3 separate regions of the Mus musculus genome follow, and regions 2 and 3 are each linked to region 1. A link is a loop called in an ENCODE intact Hi-C map of the cell type or tissue named here. Cell type or tissue: heart. All regions are shown on one strand. Each heading gives the region's core, and the rest is flanking DNA. Links, peaks and the distances in the headings are about the cores only.

Region 1 (7,576 bases), core at 1,778-6,777:
TGTTCTCAGGTACTGAATACTGTGAAATTAAATTAAAACATGGAGACTTAAGCCTGTCTTGTTTGTACTGTTTGATAAGCTGGTCTCTTAGACATGAGTGTTCTTTCTTTCATGTTTCACTATATTGGACTTGAATGGCAGGACTTTCTATCTCCCTGTCCCACAAATGTGTCGGAAACCGTGCTGGAGTGTAAAGTCAGTACAGTTACAGTAAATGTCAGGCGGTCCAGGAAGATTTAAAACAAACACAGTCCAACATGGGAAAGAAACGTGACTAGAAATCACAACCCCCAAATCCTGTTTGTTTGTCTTTTGCTTTGTGCTTTAGAAAACTCCATCTGCCAGGTGGCACAGCCTTTAGTCGCAGCACTCGGGAGGCAGAGGCAGGCAATCTCTGAATTCTAGGCCAGCCTGGTCCACAGAATGAATTCCAAGACAGCAAGGGCTACACAGAGAAACCCTGTCTCAGAAATGAAAAGAAGAAAGGAAGGAAGGAAGGAAGGAAGGAAGGAAGGAAGGAAGGAAGGAAGGAAGGAAGTCCTTTCACCTATGGATTTCCCTGCACCCTAAATGCTATAATCAAAAACTTCTTAAAGAGCTGACCAAAGCTCTGAGCATTGGGAAGTTAAGATGTAATTAGAAATTGTACATAATGTTGGCATACAAATTGGTTCAACCTATCTGAAAAAAAAATAGCATCATAAAATGAATCATACAAATATTTATACCCTATAATCCAGTAATCTCTCTCCTGGGATTTTATTCTAGACAAGTTATTGGTCAAAAGAAAAAAAGTCCATTATACAAAATGCTCTCTGCACCTTTGTCTCTAACAACAAAGAACCAAAACACAAAAACAAAATACACAAGATGGCTTAGTATGTTATAGCACATGCCGAAGGCAAATTACTCTTCAGCTGTGGAAAATAAACCTGAAGCTGAGATTACAGCTCAGTGATAGTGCTTACCTAGAATGCTCAAGGTGCCAGGTTCGATTCCCAGCACCACAAGAAATAAAATGAGCCAATCCTTATTCCTGGGCAATGATACAGAAAATGATGTGGGGATTGGGAGATGGCTCAGTGGTTAGAGTCCTGGCTGCGAAAGCCTGCAGACGGGAGTATGACCCCTAGCACCCACATATTTAAAAAAAATCCATAAACAGCCGTGTATGACTGTAATCTCTGGGGGATGAACATGGGTGAATCCTAGGCACTTGATGGCCAACCAAGCCTAGTCAAAACTGTGAGAGACCTTGTCTCAAGGGAATAAGGCAGAGAGCAAAAGATGACACCTAGAAACAAACTATTCTTCTGGCCTCCATGTATATACATATATACATGCATACTCTCCGTACACACACACACACACACACTCACACACACACAGATTAGCATACTGTCATCATTAACTCTGCATATAGCCCATTACCGTCTAAACATGATCTGAAAATTGACATAAAGTTTTGTGAGACTATGATTTGAGATGTTTATCCTCCTTTTTTCAGAACTTCTTTTCATGCTGTTTTTTTGTTTTAAAAGATTTGTTTATTTGTGTTTATATGAGTGCACTGTAGCTGTGTTCAGACACACCAGAAGAGAGCATCAGATCTTATTATGAATGGTTGTGAGCCACCATGTGGTTGCTGGGAATTGAACTCAGGACCTCTGGCAGAGCAGTTGGTGGTCTCACTGAGCTATCTCTCCAGCCCCTCATGGTGTATTTTTGTCCCATTACATGTGTACACACACACATATATATATAATGTATATACATTTAGAAACACTTGTAGACTAAATATGGACTTCCAAGTTTTTGTACTTCTCACTATGTAGCCTTGGTTGGCCCCAAATGCATAAAGATCCACCTGGTCTTGCCTCCCCAGTACTTGGACTAAAGACCTGTGGTATGACAGGCCAGTAGTCTCCTTTTAGAAGGAGAGCAACATAAGTTTTCCTAATATCCAATTAAAGATGAAGAGCAAGAAGATAAGGCATGGGGCTGGAGAGATGCCTTGGTGCTTAGGAGAACTGGCTGCCCTTCATCCAGAGGACCCAAGTTCACTTGTCAGTGACCTCGCTGGGTGGCTCACACACCTGTAACTCCAGAGGACCCAACATCATCTGACTTCTCAACAGCACACATACATATAAATGAAAATATATCCCTTAAAAAAAAAAAAGGAAGAAGGCCGGGCAGTGGTGGCACACGCCTTTAATCCCAGCACTTGGGAGACAGAGGCAGGCGGATTTCTGAGTTTGAGGCCAGCCTGGTCTACAGAGTGATTTCCAGGACAGCCAGGGCTACACAGAGAAACCCTGTCATGAAAAAATAAAAAAGAAGAAGGAGAAGGAGAAGGAGAAGAAGACAGGTCTGGAAGTGGTCATACTTCCAAGAACAGCTGCTGTCTGAAGTCCTAAGGAAAATCAGGAACCCTGAGAAAAAAAGGAAAGAGGCCAGCAGGGCACTCTTTCAGAAGATAGTGTGTTGCCAGGACCAGAGGAGAGATCTGAGATTTACCTGCCTCCCCAGGCAGCCACTGCCTGGCACCATCTCTCTTTGCCTCATTCCACAAGTGTTGTCTGAGCTCTGAACCTCCAAAGTAAGTAGCTCAAATGCCTGCGATGTCACAAGGCTGTGATATACTTCATGGAATTGTCACAAAGAACAGTTCTCATGTATCACGTTCAAGGTCGTGGTCAGTGGGGAGGGAGAGGTGACCTAATGTCTTAACATATGGCTACTATTATTCAACTTTTCAGATAAAGAACTGAGCCTTCTCTGTTTTGTCAGGGCTGATAGACCTGAAGAAGCTAACTTTGCTGAACGAGCACAGGAACCATGAATCAATGGGCTGGTTGCCTAATGAGGAAGAAATGGAGCTGTCTAGAAAACCACAGCTGGACAAATTCCCCAAACACTCCCTCTACTCTAGAGATCAAACTGTCACTAAGACTACTGGGTAAGGTTCAGCCAGGTGTCCCGAGGAGAGGATGTAGCTCATCTATAACCAAAGCACTTGGCAAACTATTCAGAAACAGGATTCTAGTTCTGCTCTTTGCCCTGACTTGATACTTGCTCCAGGTCCCATTAAAATTCACTTAATGTTACCCTCTATTCCCAAGGCTCTTCCTAGCTAGCTTTCCTCCATTGATAGATCACGTCCCTAATGGTAATTTCTAAGTAATTTGGCTCATTCCTTGAACATATGGGACAGCAGCAGATCTCTTCTTAAATTTTGATCCCAACTCTCAAACCTCTCTTTCTGCTAGACTTAGGCAGTATATGATTAATGCCTGTGAGATGAAGGAGAGATGAAGATCAGAGTATTGTGAGGTCAAAAGGGAGTGGTCACTGAGACTAAAAACGGGGAATCTGGAGAGGGAAGGGGAAGGCTAGGTCCAGGCTCTGTACCCTACCAACTTTATAACCTAGGACAAGTCACCCAGTTCTGTGTCTTTTGTCTCATGAAAAAATGAAGCTAGATTTTGTAAAGTTCAAGGCGCTCTGAGGATGTTGGGGGTCTTACCATTGTGGCCTGGAGTGCTATTGGAAGTAGTAGAATACTAAGGTAGTTCCTCTATTCTTTAGAGTTCAGAAAGAGTTGGTCATGAGGGTACATGCTTAAAATCTCAGAACATGGGAAGCTAAGACTGGAGGATCAAAAGGTTAAGGTTAGGGAAATCAAGAGTGGTACTGGGATACTAGCAGTGAAGGCATGGGTAGTTCTAATATTTGTCCTTATAACAGAAAATGGTAGTCCTCAGCCCTCAAAGAAAGCTCTCTTTGCAACAGGCAGAAAGAAACTGATATAGAAAGCTATAACCAATCAAAATGCAGAGGTGTGAAGTCCAGTCCCACTGGATAAATCTGTAAAACAACCCCTCCACCTAAGGCGAGGGAAAGACTGTAAGAGCCAGAGATCAGAGGCTTTACTGTGAAATTGTGTGTCCTAGGAGTGTAAGAAGCCACACCCATAGTATCACCAACAGGACTGCCTGAATAGGAGCTGAACAAGGACAGCCATAGATATGCTATTACAGCCCACACGAGAAAGTTCGAGACCATCATGCCTAGCCAATCGATTAGGAGTGTAACTCCAGCAGTCAGGAGGTACAAGGCCAGCCTTGGCTTCAGAGTAAGACCCTGTCTCAAAACAAATACAAGATCTTGAGGAAATGGTGTGGCTAAAGTCAAACTGCCCAGATTGTAATGGACTAAACACCGAGCAAGAAGCTAGCAGACAGACAGGATTTGCCCACTCTGCTTTCTGAGAGTTTTGACTAGAATATTCTTTAGTTTAACGGATCAAGTAAGAAACAATAAAACAGATTAAGGGGTTAGAATCTTGTGCACAAGTGTACCACTTTTGTTAGCAAGCAGGCTACACGCCAGGAACTCATGGATTTAAAAGGAAAACAAGCAAAATTGCCCAGTCCTGAACCCTTAGAGAATCTGGGCTCTATCGGGAAGAAAAATGTAACTTGGCAATTAGAAGTTACAAGTGTGATAGTTCGAGTAAACAAGTAACAAAACAGGTCCAAGAAGGTCGACACGGAAAATACTTGTATGAGGAGCACGCTGGGCTGGGAACCTCGGGTCCAGGGGAGTAAAAGCATACCAGCCAGAGTCTGGAGAAAATTCAAATGTGATGTTTATACAAAATAGTTACAGAATCTAGATCCCTGAAGCACAGAAGGCTGTTCAAATTTGGCAGGACATGAAGAGAGGACCAGAGCAAAAGAGAAGGGCAGTGTCCCTTTAAGGGACGTCAGAGGCCCTGCGGAAGTCTTGCCGATGCTCTGAGCCACCGCCATTGCTGCCCGGAGACAAAAACCAACCGCACCAGAAAAGAACAGTGCACTCCGACGATGACCGGCCGCAGCGGCGCTCGACTAGGGAGGAGCTACCGGGGCTTCCGGGGGCGGGCGCCACCGGTTCACCCCGCCCATCCACACGGAAAGGAAGAGGCGGGCGCCGGGAGCCGTGACGTCAGGAGCCCTTCCCGAAGCCGGCCTCCTGGCCGGAAATGAAGCATTGGTCCCGCCCCCGCGCCTGCTACCTCGCGAGACTTCGTGAGCTCCTCCCTTTTCCCTTTCTGCCACCGCCATGGTAGGTCTTCTCTTGGCCTCCGCTCCATCGCGGAGGGTCGGGGCTCTGCTTCCCAGCCTTTCAGCTGCTTGCTATGGTCCTAGTGGGTCTCCATGGCTGGGCGTAGCCTGCGGGGCGGGATGACCCACTCGGGTGTGGGGCGAGGAACGTGGGGCCGCGTGTTCCGACCAGAGCTGGGATCGCGTGGACGTGCGGGCCCGGGCGGCTGAGCACGCTCTGAGTCCCGGCCTCGGCTTAGCCGGTGCTCCAGAAGGCAAGTCCTCGTGTGCAGGCCTGATCCGGGCAGGCAGGCATTGCTGCCCTCTCCCCGGTCTCCCCATCCTCTAAGCAGGCCTAACCACTTTGCTGTTTTTCCCACGCAGCCATCCAGACTGAGGAAGACCCGGAAACTCCGGGGCCACGTGAGCCACGGCCACGGCCGCATCGGTAAGTGTGCGCCTCCTCGGCGTTTGGCCTTTGGAGTTTTGTTGGAAAGTAGACATCCGTGGGTGGAAGGAAACACTTGCAGTTCCCCTACTTTATGTTGGTAGCGGGGTGAGAGTTAAACACATGCCGCTGGGATGTGAAATGCCGTAAATGTTCCTTCTATCCCCGAGTCTTGATAAATCGGGCTTAGAAACGGATGGTAAACTGAGAGCAGGAATAAGGGCATGTGAGCAGCTATAAGTCACACAAGTTGCTTTGTGTGCCGACAGGTAAGCACCGCAAGCACCCAGGCGGCCGCGGGAATGCTGGAGGCATGCACCACCACAGGATCAACTTTGACAAATAGTGAGTGTTTTGGAAGTGGGGGCTGAAGGGGTGAGTTAGGACGGTGTCTCCCTGGAAACGGGCTTCTTACCATTTGGTATGGCTAGCTTTAGCAAGTAAACGCTGCACTTGAACTGAGGGGACCTGTCCGAGGCTAGAGTCACGCTCAGGTATTGCTTGTTGCCTTAGTGTGCTTAAGTCCTCGAAGAATAACTGCTGACCTTATTCACTGGCTGTGTGGACTTTCTGGCACAGTCAGTCACCAGGTTAGTGACATATGTCAAGTTAACCCATTCAAAGTTACGTTGCACCCTATTTAGGGAATCCTTTAAGGAGTGGGGGTGCTACTGAGTGACCTGACTTTTAGTTCAAAAATTGTATCTGGTGCCTGCTGTGTCAATGTTTACAGTAGTGAACACTTACACTCACTAGGAGACAACTACAAAGATAAGTTTTCTCAGTGAGGCTCTGAAGATGGTTGCCTTCCCTCCCCAGTCACCCAGGTTACTTTGGGAAAGTTGGTATGCGGCATTACCACTTGAAGAGGAACCAGAGCTTCTGCCCAACAGTCAACCTGGATAAACTGTGGACATTGGTCAGCGAGCAGACACGGGTCAATGCGGCAAAAAACAAGACTGGAGTTGCTCCCATCATTGATGTTGTTCGATCAGTGAGTGAACTGACTTGCCATTCGTTTTAAAAGATTTTATGTATATGAGAACACTCTTCAGAGAAAAACAACAGAAAAGGGCATCGGATCCCATTATGTATGGATGGTTGTGAGCTACCATGTGGTTGCTGGGAATTGAACACAGGCTCTCTGGAAGTCCAGTCAGTACTTAGAGCTGAGCCATCTCTCCAGCAGCCTGCCTTGTCACTCTTAATGGGACCTTTAATACACGGTCTTATTTGAAAGCCAAACCTATATATACATTTGGCCATTACCTATTAGAAAATTTTAGTAGAATTGTTGCAGGTGATTGAATTGGTCACATGCTAATAACTCTTCCTCTGCTTGGTTCCCACTTGTTTCCATTTCTAACAGGTTTGCTTTTTGAGGTATATAGTTGGTCCAGAATGGTCTTAAGGCACATCCTGGCTTTTTTTTTTTTTTTTGCAGGTTAAAGTGTTCATTATTTAAGGCCCTATATTGTTAAAAGTACCCCCATCCCCCCCCCCCCCAAAAAAAAAACCACACCAGCCTAAGTGCAGAGACCCAAACCACAGGGAGGCTTTCATGGGCCCATCATTCCTAACCTACTATATTTAGTAGGGTGTAACTGGTCAGGAGTGGGGGGGGGTGTTTGGCCGAGGCTAGAGTCACATCCTGACATGGTGCTTGTCCTGGTGTGCTACAGTTCTCGGAGAGAATCGCTGGTCTTGATTCATTGGTAGGGGCCTTCAGTGTCCCTTCTAGTGCCCAGATCAGAAACATGGCCTATCTGGGCTGGCATATGCTATACTCTCAACTATGGAGGTGTAGTTGGTGAATCTCTATGATCCCATATTGATCTACATTTGAGTTAGAGGCCAGGCTTTACATACCTGAAAAGGGGGAATAAGTCAAGTCCTACCTGAATCTTGGGGTGTTATGTGTCTGATGTATGTTGTGAATCTTTCTATTATAGGGCTACTACAAAGTTCTGGGCAAGGGAAAGCTCCCTAAGCAACCTGTCATCGTGAAGGCCAAATTCTTCAGCAGAAGAGCTGAGGA
Region 2 (7,576 bases), core at 899-5,898, 50 kb before region 1:
TCCTAGCACCCACATGGCTGTTCACAACTATCTGTAACTCCAGTCCCAAGGGATCCCATGCCCTCTTCTGGCCTCCATGAGCACCAAGCATGCACATGGTACAAAGACTATAAATATATGTATATATGCAAAACACCATATACTATATATAAAATAAATTCCATACACACATTCACACGCACATGCACATATGCATATACATGGCATTTCTGGGACCTATCTACACCATGTTAATTACTTTTGATACTTTTCTGTCTCTGTGAAATGTAGTGCCACCAACCACTACACCAAAATGTACTCATTTCAATGCAGGAAGAAAGTGGATAATCAAGAGCTCTCACTGCTCTCTGCCAGTGTCACACATGAGCAGAGCTACAGCAGGACCTTGCGGGCAAGTAGAGCCAGGGAGGAGAGCAGGGCTTCTAACGAGCATGCCAGGGTTGGGCTTGGGAATACGGCCACACAGTGGCCAAGGTTTCACTCACAGAAAGAGCTTCTGCCAGGAAGGAAGGAGACCTGACCTTTGCAGTACCCAGTGTGGTTGAGAGGTCAAGCAAGAAAAAGCAAAAGTGGATTCCTGCCATAAAGCCTCACAAGAATATGACTTACTACTAATTGATTTGAACTGCTCAACTTCATCACACACATAAAACCTTCAGGCTTCATAAAGTGTGTATTTTGAGGTTTGCAAGGAAAGTCGACTATTTTCTAGTTCAGAAAGGAAGAATCAACATGCCAAGAACCCTTTGCTCTGTTACTGAACTCGGGTCTTTAGAGGGTGAGGGGAGACCACCCTGAGACTAGGAACCCATTCTTAACCCTTCATTAGCGCCAGCTCACCTGCTCCTAACTGTCCTCCTCCTCCACGGGACCCAAGTGTTAGGGACTCTTGCCCTCCTCCTCATCTCAGTTCATCTGTTTGTTGAGACAGGGTCTTGCTATGTAGCTCAGGAAGACATTGAACTTCTGATCTTCCTGCCTCCTCCTTTCAAGTGCTGCTCTACTACACCCAGGTCTATGAGGCAGTAAGGATGGAACTCAGGGTGCTGTGCACGCTAAGCAAGCAACTGAGCTCCATTCATTCCAGACCCATCTCCTTCTTTTTGTCTGCCTGTGTGAGCACACCACTGTCTTTTCATCTGTCCTTACCACCTGACTTGCCATCTTGCCTGAGAGCTCCCTGTCTTTTCTGACAATCACCCATGCAGCTCTTTACCCAGCCTCTGACCTGTCTAGTAGCTTTCCTGTAACCTGCTGAGCACCCTCTCCCACTACACCACCCACGTCTCCTTCTGGAGTTCTGGAGTTACTGTTCTAGTGTTTGCCACACGGTATTCTCAAAATTCAGAGAAAGCTTTGTTCTTTCACTGAAACAAGGAGGAAAGTGGAGACAGTGACTACCCAGATTTCCCAAGTCCATCTAAGCCCAAGGATAGGTAGGAATCTTGGTCTAGCCTGGGAAACCTGCTAGATGATCTTAATTTTTTGCCATTGGCTAGAAATCCAGTATCCTAGTGAGAAGTAATTATAAAATAACAAACAGACACATAGTATACATGTCCTGAGTTTATTATATCTCTGGTTCTTCCAGCAAGATAACATTTCTGCAGATAAAGCAGGACGATGACATGCTGTCCCTCATCAATTCACCCCAGATATCTGAAACATACTGTGTCTTTAACAACGAAATGAATTAGTTTAAGAACATTATTTTGGCTGGGCAGTGGTGGCCCATGCCTTTAATCCCAGCACTCAGGAAGCAGAGACAGATCAATCTCTGAGTTTGAGGCCAGCCTTCCCTACAGAGAGGGTTTCAAGACAGTCAGGGCTACACAGAGAAACCTTGTCTTGAAACAAAACATAACAAAGCAACCATTATTTTGGGTGGGATGACTTCTCAAACCGTAACTATGACATAGTCTCACTAAGCAGAACTAACGGAAGCTAGCACATAAATGCCCAGCTGAGATGCGGCAGAGTCCAGTAACGCTTCCAGAGTCTCTTCAGAGTGGAAGGCTTGGCGTGTCCCTTCGGCAGCCTCATATGTGGCCTTTCTTCAGGTGAAGTTGCCGTCTTCCTTCTTGGCAGTTTCCATTATACAAATCCTAACTCCTCACTTCTAATCTCCTCATTGCTTGAATGTAGAAAGTGAGCAGCTCCTTACGCAGGTCGTGGCCGGGGGGGGGGGGGGGGCACACCTTTAATGCCAGCACTCAGGAGGCAGAGGCGGGAGGGTCCCTGAGCCCTGAGTGTGAGCCAGTCTGGTGTACAGAAAGAGGTCCAGGACAGCCAGGGCTATGCAGAGAAACCCTGTCTCACAACTGCACACCCCATGCTTCCCACCCCCAGAAAAGAGAGAGAGAGAGAGAGAGAGAGAGAGAGAGAGAGAGAGAGAAGCAACCTTAAAGAAAACCATGTTTCTAAACTTGCTTGCTCAAGCTATATCCCATGTGTGGGCTTATGATGTCACACATGCTAGAATGGCCGCATGGGTGTGTACCATCTGTCTCTGTTGTTGTTCCAAAGCTCTTTCTGCTCACTGCTGGTTTCAGGTTGCTTCACAGTGGTTAACATCACCAGAGAGCACTGGGCTGATATACAGCAGGAAAGAGGATCATACACTGAAAGTTCTTTCTCTCTCTCTGGCTGGGGATGCAGATAAGGAGAGGTAATTTACCATACAGAGGTAAACGGACTTATGAATATAAGGGCTCAGAATATCTGAGCGTTTTAACAGCTTCAGATAGGCAGACTGTTTTTTTTAACAGTAGGAGATCACAGAACAGCCAAACGAGGCAGGTGAAGAAGCAACTAACCTAGCTAGTAGCTGGTGTCACATATCGGTTTTTTACATGTTGATTTTTAATAGTAGTGTTGTTGCTATCACTGGCAGTGAGCTCTCAACCACCTCAAAAGGCTCCTGTGTTAATTAAAGCTACTCTGAGGGGCACTCCCGCTGACCAGAGTCAAACGGGGTCATAGGAGATGAAAGAGTTGGAAAGTACCCAGGGCCTTGATGATCTGAGACAATGAGGACCCTAGAGACTGAAGTGGGAGGAAGAGGAAAGGCGTGAGTGGAATTCAGTAGGTCTGCAATGAAAGCCAGCAGAGTGAAACTCACAAAACCTTAGAGGCTCGGGTGAGTCTGCTCAGGCTACTGGAGGAGACTCTCAGCCTATGTGTGAGCAAGTGCCTGTTTCCTTGTGGACCAGGTGATGTGGGCAAGAGTCAGGCTTGGTCTGTGAAGGACTTCACGAGAGAACTAAAGAGAGAGAGCTTCTTAAAGAGATAGACTCACATGCAACCGAGAAGTGTTTGGCTTGACTCCTAAAGGAGAGAGCAGATTGTAGCACAGTTCTGCAGCTGCCAGCCAGGACCTGGGACACTCCCTCGGAAAGCTTCGCCAGGCCCAGGGAACAACATTCTGACTACTTTCAGGACCATCTTTTATGACTATGAGATCACTGCTGAGGTTGAATATCCAGGATCTGGTCCACAACAATTGATTCAGGGATGTGAAGACAAGATGCATTTTCTCACATATGCCAGGCTTACAGTTCTGTTTAGGTGAGTCAGTTCTCATCTCTGGGCTAGAATGTCCTCTTCCACAGGCTGATGTAAATCTCATGGAGCCATTATAAGAGGTGTTAAGAGTTAGGTGTCTGGGACTGGAGAGACAGTGACAACTGGAGCGGTGTCAGCAACTAAGAGCACTGACTGCTCTTCCAGAGGTCCTGAGTTCAATTCCTAGCAACCACATGGTGGCTCACAACTATCTGTAATGGGATCTGATGCCTTCTTTTGGTGTGTCTGAAGACAGCGACAGGGTACTCATATATATAAAATAAATAAACATTTTTAAAAAGAGTTCAGGTGTCAGCATGCTTTGGTAATGGTATACCTGCTCTCTACCTCAGCCATTATCCTTCATTCTTCCGCAAATCTCAATAATCACAGGAAATACAACCCAGACTCCACTTCAGCCGTGAGCAGCACCCCAGTGACCTCAAAGTCCTTTACAGAAGAACTGGGGCTGCACTCTACGCAGCAGAGAGCTCACTGGCAGGCAATGGGAGACTCGGCTTAACTCTCTGTGATGCCTATGGCCCTTCGAGTGCTCTAAAGATAAGCTCGTATGTGTTCTTCCTGGAGTGATTAGCTCAGAAGTATGAAAAGAAGCCAGTGAAAACGCCTTCCAGATTCACCAGAATTGTAAGGAGGTTGTGTTGTAGAGTTGAGACCGTGGCACTTTTCAGAGTAGCTGAACTAAGACTAGGGAGCTTAGGCAACAGCCAGTGCCTGGGAATCAAAGTCAAACATCCTGCTGGGTGCATGGAAGGTAGAGGACAGGATGAGAGTGCGGGCTTCTCCTTCTAGATGACTTGTTCTAGAACTTTCATATCTCCTCTTCAGCTGCAACGTCTTCACTGCGAGGTCATTTAGCAGCAGCAGGTGCACTGCTCTAATCAAAGTCCTAGTGACAACAGAGCTGGCATGGAATGCACACAGGAAAGCCTGGTGCCACGGGTCTCTCTGCTCTAGGGTCTTCAGAGGGACATTTCACTTCCCTGGAACCCATGGGCCAGCACAAGCTGAGGAGTGGCTGCAGACCCAAACATTGGTACCAATGGCAACAAAAGCCAAGGAAGGCTGTGTCCTAAGGACTCTCCAGCAAAGCCCCCCAGCTACTTCAAAGACAAAATCCAGTAGTGAGAGGCCGACATGGAGTCCTCTTTCTCCCACTGAAGTGCACAGAGAAGCCATTGAACCCAGTCAGTGAGAACAGCTTGAGTCAGGAGCCTGTGTTCTGATCCTAACATTGCCCATAGACACTGGGTCACTTAATCTCTCTGTGTCTCAGTTTCCACATCTTTCAAAGGGAAATAAGAAAGTGGCTTCCTCATAGTATTGCTAGGATAAACAAAGACATAAAGTGGAATTTGTAAAAAAAAAAAAAAAAAAAAAAAAAGCTGTGGAAAATTGTTTTTAAATTCATGTAAACTATCATTCAGTAATGAGGTGTTCAAAATATTTGGTATCTTCAAGTTTATATCTCTTATTCACTCAGCCCCAGTTTAAAAGCAATAAATCCCAGGCAGGCAGTGGTGGTGCACACCTTTAATCCCAGTGCTCGGGAGGCAGAGACAGATGGATCTCTGAGTTCAAGGTCAGCCTAGTCTACAGAGTGAGTTCTAGGACAGCCAAGGCTATACAGAGAAACCCTGTCTTGAAACAACAACAAATCAAACACACACACTCATACACACACACACACACACACCAAAACAAAACAAAGCACAACAAAACAAAACAAAATAATCCCTTCAAATTAGATCACCTTTCCTTATGGTGGCCTCTTTGCCAAACCCAAGCTCCCTCTGGGCCACAGTAACAGCCCTTTACTGGGAGCCTCAGACATGAAGCCTTATAAAAAGCATCTTCGACAGTACCACCCCACCTGCCTGCCCCTTACCCAAACCATAACATGGGCCCAGGCCAGTTATGAGGACCAAGAACAGTTCAGAGCAAGATGTTACAGAGCTGACTAACTCCACTGCCAACCTGCAGCCACCCAGAATGACCGTATCCCTCTGTTACTCAGAGAGCCCTAGAGTGACTCACACAGGCAGCATAGTCTCTGTGCTTGACTGTGGTTTCCTCCCTTCCTCCATACTACATGTAAGAACACAGCTGCACACCTCACTCCCAAATGAGAGCAGTGTTTCCTGCGTGGTTCTCCCATCACTTAAGCACCAGCAGGTCCCAGGCTTCCTGATGAATTCTGGGCACTAATAATGCCTGCTTTGGCTCGTCTTCTAATGTGTTTGCCATGGGGGAGCATCAGCAATTCAAAACAACATCCCTCCTTCCTGCCAGGATGCTCTTTATCCCATGCTTCCATTCCCTAGACCAAGACAGACCAGGGTTTTGAGCCAAAGGACTTTGTCTCACTTCCTGCCATTGATCAGACACTGGATTCAAAGCTCTTGTCATCTGATAGTCCTTGAAACCTTGGCTTCCTCTTCTTTCCCACAGCTACTAACTTCATTTGACTTCTCTCCTCCATACTATTCTGGTCTTTTGTACCACTGATGGCTATTTGAAGTGACCTTTCAAATATCCCTCCTAGCTGAAAATCCTTCATTCAATACCCCAGCCCCAGCACTGAACCCCAAATCCAAGCATAATAGGCAGGGTCTTCCAGCCACTCCCCTTCCCAAGTGCAGTTCCCGTTTCTGCTGAGCCCATTTGTCGAAAACCTCCAGCTAGAAGGAGGATAGAGTGGAGAGACAAAAAGAAAAGAAAAAAAAACAGAGAAAGACAACTCAGAGTTGTTGGGGGCTGGGTTACTGCTAAGGCCAGTGAGTGCTTGCAAATGAGAGGGCGACTAGACCAGAGGCCTCTGATGGCTCATCTTCAAGTGATCTCCATGTCTGTAGGTCCTCAACTGTCTCTGCAAGGACATCTCTGCCAACCATGCACCTAACCAATGTGCTGGCTCTAATTCTAAGGCCAATAGCTCTGTGTGGTGGGGAGCCATATGAAATACCTTCTCTCGTTTACGTTGCAGAAAGGATAAAGGCTACACCTTGGGTTCTTAAGTAAAGCTCAGCTCTTCTGACAGCCATGGAGCCGGAAGGTCTCAGCTCCCTTAGCTGCTTGGTGGCGATGTCCACCTCAGACAGCCATTAGGAAGGCAAAGTCAGATCGTAAAGGACCACACACCATTCTGAGCATAGAATAAATCGACTCCTTCCCCTTCCACTCTAAATGAAGCCCAGTGAGCCCATATGGGAGTGCAAGTGGGAATGGGGAAAGACCATCATTGCTTCATTGCTGACTTAGGGAAAAGGCACAAGTCAGGGCTGGGTAGCATCCAGGGATGGAACAGGAACACACCTCCCTGAATCCCGTCACCCTTATCCAGGTGGCTGGTGTCGGGGCCAAGTTACCTTTCTCACCACATTTGGAGAAGAGTGCTGGGAGGTGCCATCCACTGGAGGGACACTGTGAGGCGTTTCCTCCCCAGATGTCTGGGGCAAGGGAGCAGCAGTGTTCTTGTCAACAGGTAGAGCTGGCTTTGGGCCCTCAGGTGCTGGTGGCTCCTCTGTAACCTAGAAAAGAAATAACAACCCTGGATGGGTTTCCCCAGAGAGCATACCAGCGGGGACTAATGGGCCCTGCCCCTTGTAGCTGTTTACACACCATGAATGGCTTAAATTTTCTCAAAAAGAAAAATAGTCTGGGTTAGAGAAATGGCACAGCCAGGAAAGTACCTGGAATATGAGTTCAGATCCCAGAACCCACATAAAACTTGGTGGTGAACCCCAGAGCTGAGTTATAGTGGGCAGAAAAAGGCTCCTAGGCCAGTCAGCCTAGCCAGTCTGTGGTGGTGTATGCCTTTAATTCCTGCAGAGGCAGGCAGAGCTCTGTGAGCTTCAGCCTGGTCTACGGAGTAAGTTCCAGGACAGCCAGGGCTATACAAAGAAACCATTTCTCTGGGAGAGAGAGAGAGAGAGAGAGAGAGAGAGAGAGAGAGAGAGAGAGAGAGAGAGAGAGAGAATATCTCAAACAC
Region 3 (7,576 bases), core at 1,250-6,249, 74 kb before region 1:
AGACACTGAGTAGATAAAGATACCAATCCTGACAACCTGTCCCATTCCCAGAACACATGCAAAGGTAAGAGAAAGCCAACACCTGCATGTTGTCCTCTGACCTCCATACATGCACCGTGGCACAAGCACATGTGCACACATGTGCAGACACAATAATAAAAATAAATAAGTTTTAAATAAGAATGGAGCTTTTCCCCTGACAGTAAGTAAAATATTTGTGACATCTCTGCATTTGTTAGAGGGTTTGTTTTGTTTGAGACAGAACTCACTATACAACTCTAGGCGTCCTAAAACTCGATGTGTAGACCAGGCTGGCCACAAACTCACAGAGACCCACTTGCCTGCTGGGTACTGGAATATAAGGCATGCACCACTCTGCCTAACTTTAAAGCGGTTTTAAGAATGTCCCAACCCCGTAGCAGAATCTTTCCAGCTTATCTAAGCCAGGGTTTCTCCTTTTTTTGGTTCATAAGCCACTAAAAAGAAATATGTTTTATATTGCCACCCACTGTATATGTATTTACTAACAGAAACACTTCTGAGATTTAGTTGGCCTCTAATTCCATCTGGAGAAGGTTCTAGGCTCTACAGGACCAGAGTGAGTGCTGGGGATGTAACTCAGCAAAAGAGGACCCACCTAGCATGTGTACCGCCCTGGGTTTGCCAGGACTGCAAAATAAATGAACAACTCATATGATTAGATTAGGCCCATCCAAAAATTCAGGATAGTCCCCCACTTCTATAAAGAAATAGCTGTGGGTATAGAGCCCTTGCCAACTAATATAATTACTTTATGCCCCCATAGGACAGTCCATGCAAGAAACTTTCAATTCTGTTAGGAAAAATAGTCATGCCTTATCCGTATGAAGGGAGAAAACCATGAGATCAACTTCATTTCCCTTCTTAGCATGGATTCCAGGAGATGATGGGGCTCAGATTTGCAGTTCAGTTTTAATAACTTGGCTAAACTTAGCAGCTCACATGTCTACAGCTCTCTTTTATCCTCTTCCATGTTCCCCTCATTCTGACTTTGATTTTTTATTGACTACTATATTGATGTTTATCTTATGCTGCCCCACACGCTTTGCACTTGCTGTTTTTTCTGCTTCTAAAGCTCTGCTCTCTTAGCTCTCCAAGGCTGCTGCTTTCTCATAATTCAGACTGTACAGTTGCCCCCTCCTCAGAAAGCCCACCCCAACCTCCTCTCTAGAGGATTCCCCCATACACATACCCCCAGTCTATCATCTTATCTTGTTTCATCTACAAACACCATATAAAGTGGTAGACCCCAACAGAAATTAAAACCTCCTTAGGAAGAAATTAAATTTTGAATTATATACTTTTCAAATAAGTCCCCCTTCCAAAAAAATCTTAATATAACATAATCTAAACACCTCTGCATTTGTCCTTATAGAGAGAAACCAATGAAGCTACACAGGAAGGTGATGCACTCGGGAGTCTGTGAAACCCACACAGAGACATCCTGGATCTTCTTAGGAAATCTTGGTGTTGTGCCAGACGAAAAACATTTTTCAGAGTATTCAAGTTGCTCAAAGCAGCCACATTAAATATTATGGCTAGTTACCAGAGCCCAGGTCCTCAGAAAAGAATTGCAGCACCATAACCATTAACACAACAAACTCTAGACACTGCCAAGGACCTCGCTCTATTCCAGGGGTCACCTCAGCACTACAATATGCTCTCCTGTTCCTGAAATTATTAACGTCACCATTGGCAGCAAGTATGATATGCCATTTACGTAAACACTTCAGGGTAATGTCAGGTACTGTAGAGTATCAAATTGCTGACATTTAAGAGAGAGGTCAGAACTGAAGCGTGGTGAGAGAACAAACACAAGAGTAACTAGCACAGCTTGTTCCAGCTTTTGTTGACCCTGTTGATAAAGGTACCAGAGTTTGGGCTTGGGCAGAGAGGTAGATTTCTTAAGTCAAGGAACGGTTGATTTGTGTTATTGTTTTAGAACACTCTCTCTCTCTCTCTCTCTCTCTCTCTCTCTCTCTCTCTGTGTGTGTGTGTGTGTGTGTGTGTGTGTGTGTGTGTGTAGTTTTTGATTTATATGAAATAGAGATCTCCTATAGCCCAGACTGGCCTCACACTATGTCATTGAGGCTGGCCTTTAACTCTTCCCAATGCTCCTGCCTCAGCCATCCAAGAGCTGAGACTATAAAGCTGTATGTGTGCCACCAATCCCAGATGATTTATGCATTAATTAAATTTCATGTTTTATTTAAAATATCTTAGCATATTGCTAAAGTACTTTTCTATACCCTGTACTGCGCAAAAACAAACACAACAACAACAAATGCTTAAGCCTTCATGTTAAAACAAACCACTCAATTTCTCTGATGTAACAAAGTCAGAGATATGTAGATTATTGCATGCTCTATTAAGGTTCCCCCCCCATGACACTTGTATTTGGAAAATGTGTAATTCAAAATGTAAGATTTTCCTAATGGGACTTTTTTTTCCTAGTAGGCTCTAGCAGTCTGTGTGAGTCTTTGCATTTTTATTTTATAAATAGAACCCTCACTGTTCAATTGACAGAAATATCTGTCCATAAACTCTGTGCCCCTGATGAGTTTTTGAATGTTGTGCCTAGCCTTCTTCATCAGATAAAACTTATTAGAGTTCAAGTTGGTACACACTAAGTCCTCTTCCTGGACATTTAGGATGGTTAAAATGGCAGTGCTCCCTGAGTAGTTTATAAAGACAATGCTACTGCTAGCTAAAGCTTTAGTCTCTTGTTATTGAAATTAATATCTCACACTAAAATCCATATGGAAATGAAATGATATCAGAGCAGCCAGTCTTAAGAGGAGGAAAAAGAGGAAGAGGAGGAAGTTGAAGGGGTCACGCTTCTCACATTCGCAGCTAACTATAATCAGGACTGAGTCATGTTGTCACAAAGCCAGACATACAGATCAGTGAGAGAGAACACAGAGGTCAGTCGAAACATTTTTGTTGAGTGGTCAAGGTGCTAAGACAATAGAGAGAAGAATCATTTTTTTCATCAATTGACCCAATAACGTCCTTTAGGATAATTTTCCTCCTCCATTACAGGACCTAGTCTGGAGTCAGACATTACATTTAGTTGTTATATTAATTTGCTTTCTACTGCTGTGATAAAACACTGACCAAAACCAATCTGAGGAAAAAGGGGTTTATTTGACTTATATTTCCCTGTCCCAGTCCATCACTGAGGGCAGTCAGGGCAGGAGCCAAAGCAGAGATTACAGAGGATTGCTGTTTGCCAGCTTGCTCTCCATTGCTTAAACATCCATTCCTTGATTTCTTATACAACCCAGGACCACTTGCCAAAGGGTGGTACCGCCCACAATAGGCTGGGCTTTCTCACATCAATCATTAATCAAGAAAATCCCCTTGGCACTAAGGCCATTCTGATAAGAAGCAATTCCTCAATTAAGGTTCCATGTTCCCTGGGTGACTCTAGTTTATGTCAAGTTGACAAAAACTAACAGTCATGTCTCTTTACCTTCCATTAGGCTGGAACATTTTCCCAACTTTTCTCTGACCCTAGCAACAGGAATTATTTGACTACAAGAGATGACTCGGCAGTTAAAGCATGCTCTGCTCTTCCAGAGGAGCGGAGTTCAGTTTCCAGCCTGTATCAGCAGGTTCCAGGGATGTCAAACACCTCTGGCCTCCTCAAGGATGTGCACACAAATCACATACCCACACTTAGACACACACATACAAGATTAAACACTGTAAAAATAAAACAATTTACAAAAGAGTCCTGCCTCCTGCCTTCATGTAATATACAATTTCTTTTTCTGATGCTTCTCTGTGGTCAAATTCAGGTCATTTATTCTCAGCCATAAGACATCCTACATTCCTGTGTGAGAAACACATCTGGATGCACAGTGTGTCCACCTGTTACTGATTGGTAATGCAATTCTGAGCACACAGTCAAGGCGTTATCTGATTTATCCACTCTGTAATTTTTCCTTTCTCCAAACTAATGAAGAGTCGTGGGGAGCCAATTTAAGACTATGCTCATCAGTCTCTCCCTAGAAACACCCTACCAAACAGTCCTTGCCTTCCAGGGAAGCGAAGAAAGTACCTCAGGCGCCATCTACAGGGCTGTCGTCACACTACAACAGAGCCAAGAACCAAGAACTTTATGACACCTGCCTGATGCTTTTATTTAGTCCGAGGCTCAGGAGCAATTTCAGTCTCAGACATTTTGAAAGAAGAAACTACAGACTCCTGTGTAATTTGGCTGAGTTCTAGTCCAACATTACCGTGAAGCTTAGGAAACTTACGATTTTCTACCACGTGAGTCCAGAGGGCTGAACTCAGGACGAGCCTTTTTACTCACTGAGCCATTCCACCTAACTGTTACTAGTTTTCAGGGTTTTTGGTGCCTGAAAAGCTCTCTCTCCAGCCGGAATACTATGTTTATTACATAAAATACTCCCCAGGCCAGGTGTAGAGGCAGAGAACATGTTGCAAGCCTGTGTGCTGGGGCAGGAGAGGAGACAGAAGCTTAGAGTGGAACCAAGAGTCAGCACACAAAGGCTCAGTGTCCTAGGGACCTAGAGAAATAACCCTGAAATGAATGAGGACAGACAGACAACAGCACAGGAAAGGGGGAAGTGTCAGGCGCTTGCACAGGGCTGGGAGAGAAAGGGCTGAGATTTCCAGGCCTCACTTGGAGCATTAAAACCATTAAAAGCATGAGCTTTCTCACCTGACACCGCCTACCCTCCATCCCCTTGCCTGGCTGCTATGGCAAGATGAGAGGAAGAATACGTTGAGGGCTCCTGTGTTAGGTGACATTGGGACATATGAGTGAGTGTGCAACTGTCATAGGATGTATAGGTCTGGAGCACAGAAAAGTTGGTCTATGCCTTTTATCAGACTCTAGGGATTTATGTGAAGTAAGTTTCTGACAGGTCAGGTGACTCATGTGGTGTTTTACTGATACCGACTCACATGGCGTTTTGCTAATAAGGTAAGACCCATGGGAGGACACGTGATGTTTGGGGGGTCCTGGTTCATCCTGGTCGCTCTTACTGACTTGTGCTGATTTGGCAGAGACCTGGCAGTTTCTGCTACATCATGCCACCACTGCTAATTCGTGTTTGCTATCCTGACACTACTGAAGTAGAGTGCTGGTGTCCTGACAAACAGATTAAAATCACCCCCAAGGAACTACTTCTAAACAGGTGCACATCCCCTTGTCCTGTTTACCACCTTTTCTCCCTACCTGTGGGTGATGGGCTAGAAGGGCATTGGTAAACTCTTATTAAAAGTAGGCTTCAAAAAAATCTAAGCCTACATTTCTGCACCAGGATGGTTAGTCGCAAGGCATAGAATCCAATTCTTACTAATTTAGACAGAAAGGGGATTTATTAAAGGGGCTTCTTAGGTGATTTCAAAGATCAAGCTTGTTGGAAAGTTAGGCTTAGAGCTCCACTAAGGCCAGGAACAACTCCTGGAGTCATCCATAGCGCTGCTCTGCTGAAGGAAGCATCTCCACAACCAGAACCTAAGTCTTCATCCACTGCTGCTGCCGTGGCAACTCCACGGCCTCCAGCCACACGCCCGCCCTGGATATGCAGTTTCCGGAGATTGTGACCGGCTGAATGTGGGTTCTGGGAGCTGGAACTCAGTCCTATGGAAGAGCAGTATGAACTCTTAACCACTGAGCCATATGTCCAGATCCTTATTTCCTTCTTAAATTATGACCAGTGGCTGGAAGGGATGCTTGGAAATCAAGATTCTAAAGTGTTTAGTGTGCCCTCTCCCCTCGAGGGCTCTCTCTTTCTCTCTCTCTCTCTCTCTCTCTCTCTCTCTCTCTCTCTCTCTCTCTCTCTCTCTTTCTGTGTGTGTGTATGTGTGTGTGTGTGTGTGTGTTATGCTTGTATGTGTTTATGTGGGTATGGGTGTGTATTGCGTCCCGCTCGACCGGCAAGAAAGACGCAACAAACCAGAATCTTCCGCGGCAAAAGCTTTATTGCTTGCTTCTCAGGAAGATTCCGAACCGGGAAAATGGCGCTGCTTTTATAACCCGCAGCGTGACGTTTCAGCACCTGATATGGCGTGACAGCTCCCGATTCGTTGCTTGCCCATCACCCCACTATTACACCCCGAGAATGGGAGTGACTAGGAGTGAATTCACTCTTGCACCTGCGTACAAGGCTTGTTTACTAGTTAGGCACAGTGGAGGCCCGAGCCATCTTATAATGGCGATTGCTCGCGGCACACACGGCTCTCCTCAGAGATTACTGGCGGCATGCACGCGATTGCTCGCAGCACATACGGCTCTCCACAGGTGTGTGAAAGCCAAACCAACAGCTTGGGTCTTCCTTTTTTTTTAAGACAGGGTCTCTCAGTGAACCTGGAGCTCACCAATTCTGGAAGGCTGGCTGAGCAGTAAGTTCCAGCAATCCTCCTGTATCCACCCACTCTCAGCACTGAGATAACAGACACAGCCTACCACACCCAGCCTTTGCATGGCTGCTGGGATTCAAACTCTGGCCCTTGCGCTTGCACAGCAAGCGCTTTACCTCGTGAGACATCTCCTGGTCCCTGTATTAGCTTTCACAGTGAAGAGTAAGCTGTGCCATCCAAGATTCCTGAGGTGGGGAGTCCATAAATAGGAATGGAGTTGCCTCAATTTGTTTTCTGTTGCTGTGATAAAACACTGACCAAAACCAACTTGTGGCTTACACTTTCCCTGTCTCAGTCTATCCGTGAGGGGAGTCAGGGCAGGAACTCCAGCAGGAATCGAGGTGGAATCATGGTGGAATGTTCCTTACCGCCTTGTTCAATATGGCTTGCTCAGCTTGAATTCTTATACAACCCAGTACCAGTTGCCCAGGGGTGGCATTGCCCACTGTGGGCTAGGCCCCTCCCAATTCAATCATCAACCAAGAAAATGGCCCACAGACTCATGGGCTAATCTGATGGAGAAAATTTCCTCAACTCAGGTTCCTCTTCCCAGGTGACTCCAGTTTGTGTCAAGGTAACAAAAAATAACTGGGGGGAGGGGGCGGGGTTCAAAGGTCAAGGTAACAATAGCTAGCACAGGGAGTCAGAGGTCAAGGTAACAATAGCTAGCACAGGGATTCAGAGGTCAAGGTAACAATAGCTAGCACAGGGAGTCAGAGGTCACTCCAAATGAATAAAAACCTTTACATTCACCAGAAACGATCCCCACCAAAATGTGTGTGCAGGAAGACAATGAAGAGCTGAAGAGGGTCACTGGGTCAAAAAGCTTAACTTTGTTTCTTGTTTTTTCCTTTTTTTGTTTGTTTGTTTGGTTTTTTGTTTTTGTTTTTGTTTTTGTTTTTGTTTTCCTTCAAGACAGAGTTTCTCTGTATAGCCCTGGCTGTCCTAGAACTTACTCTGTAGACCAGGCTGGTCTCGAACTCAGAAATCCGCCTGCCTCTGCCTCCCAAGCGCTGGGATTAAAGACGTGCACCACCACTGCCCGGCTTAACTTTGTTTCTGTTTACATATTTATTCAGTTTAGGAAGGTTGCTTGGGGGGGGGGGTTGATTTCTTGTTTTGAGACAAGGCCCAA

What was found. A loop is a pair of places that touch in the nucleus more often than their neighbours do. Peaks named below come from ENCODE experiments on the same cell type or tissue, not always from the same donor. Only the 100,000 strongest peaks of a DNase experiment are listed, where the experiment ranks them.
Region 2: a loop joins it to region 1, with 4 times the contacts of the local background. A loop is called at or near these places in 6 of 42 quality-filtered maps.
Region 3: it touches region 1 in a loop (2.2-fold over the local background); 3 of 42 quality-filtered maps call a loop at or near these places.

What each region holds. Positions count from the first base shown.
Region 1 is chr7:109,514,111-109,521,686 of GRCm38, forward strand. Rpl27a (ribosomal protein L27A) reads left to right here and starts at 5,085. Exons shown (of 5, transcript NM_011975.3): 1 at 5,085-5,112; 2 at 5,475-5,538; 3 at 5,808-5,883; 4 at 6,358-6,532; 5 at 7,491-7,576. The coding sequence starts at 5,110. Snora3 (small nucleolar RNA, H/ACA box 3) reads left to right here and starts at 6,022; the gene lies at 6,022-6,141. It overlaps LOC115485611 (a small nucleolar RNA gene), which reads left to right and starts at 7,170; the gene lies at 7,170-7,299. It also overlaps a transcript of Trim66 not described here. In heart, for the core only: a CTCF peak has its summit at 4,863; DNase peaks (open chromatin) are centred at 4,087 and 4,961; H3K4me3 peaks cover 3,015 bases; H3K27ac peaks cover 2,816 bases.
Region 2 is chr7:109,465,281-109,472,856 of GRCm38, forward strand. It overlaps Trim66 (tripartite motif-containing 66), which reads right to left. Exons shown (of 20, transcript NM_181853.4): 10 at 6,954-7,115. Among named protein-coding and RNA genes, the nearest start is that of Stk33, 30 kb to the left of the region's middle. In heart, for the core only: no CTCF peak of the experiment used is centred there; a DNase peak (open chromatin) is centred at 3,061.
Region 3 is chr7:109,441,127-109,448,702 of GRCm38, forward strand. 1700095J03Rik (RIKEN cDNA 1700095J03 gene) reads left to right here. Exons shown (of 2, transcript NR_152110.1): 2 at 3,525-3,774. Among named protein-coding and RNA genes, the nearest start is that of Stk33, 5.9 kb to the left of the region's middle. In heart, for the core only: a CTCF peak has its summit at 4,126 (motif pointing left); no DNase peak of the experiment used is centred there.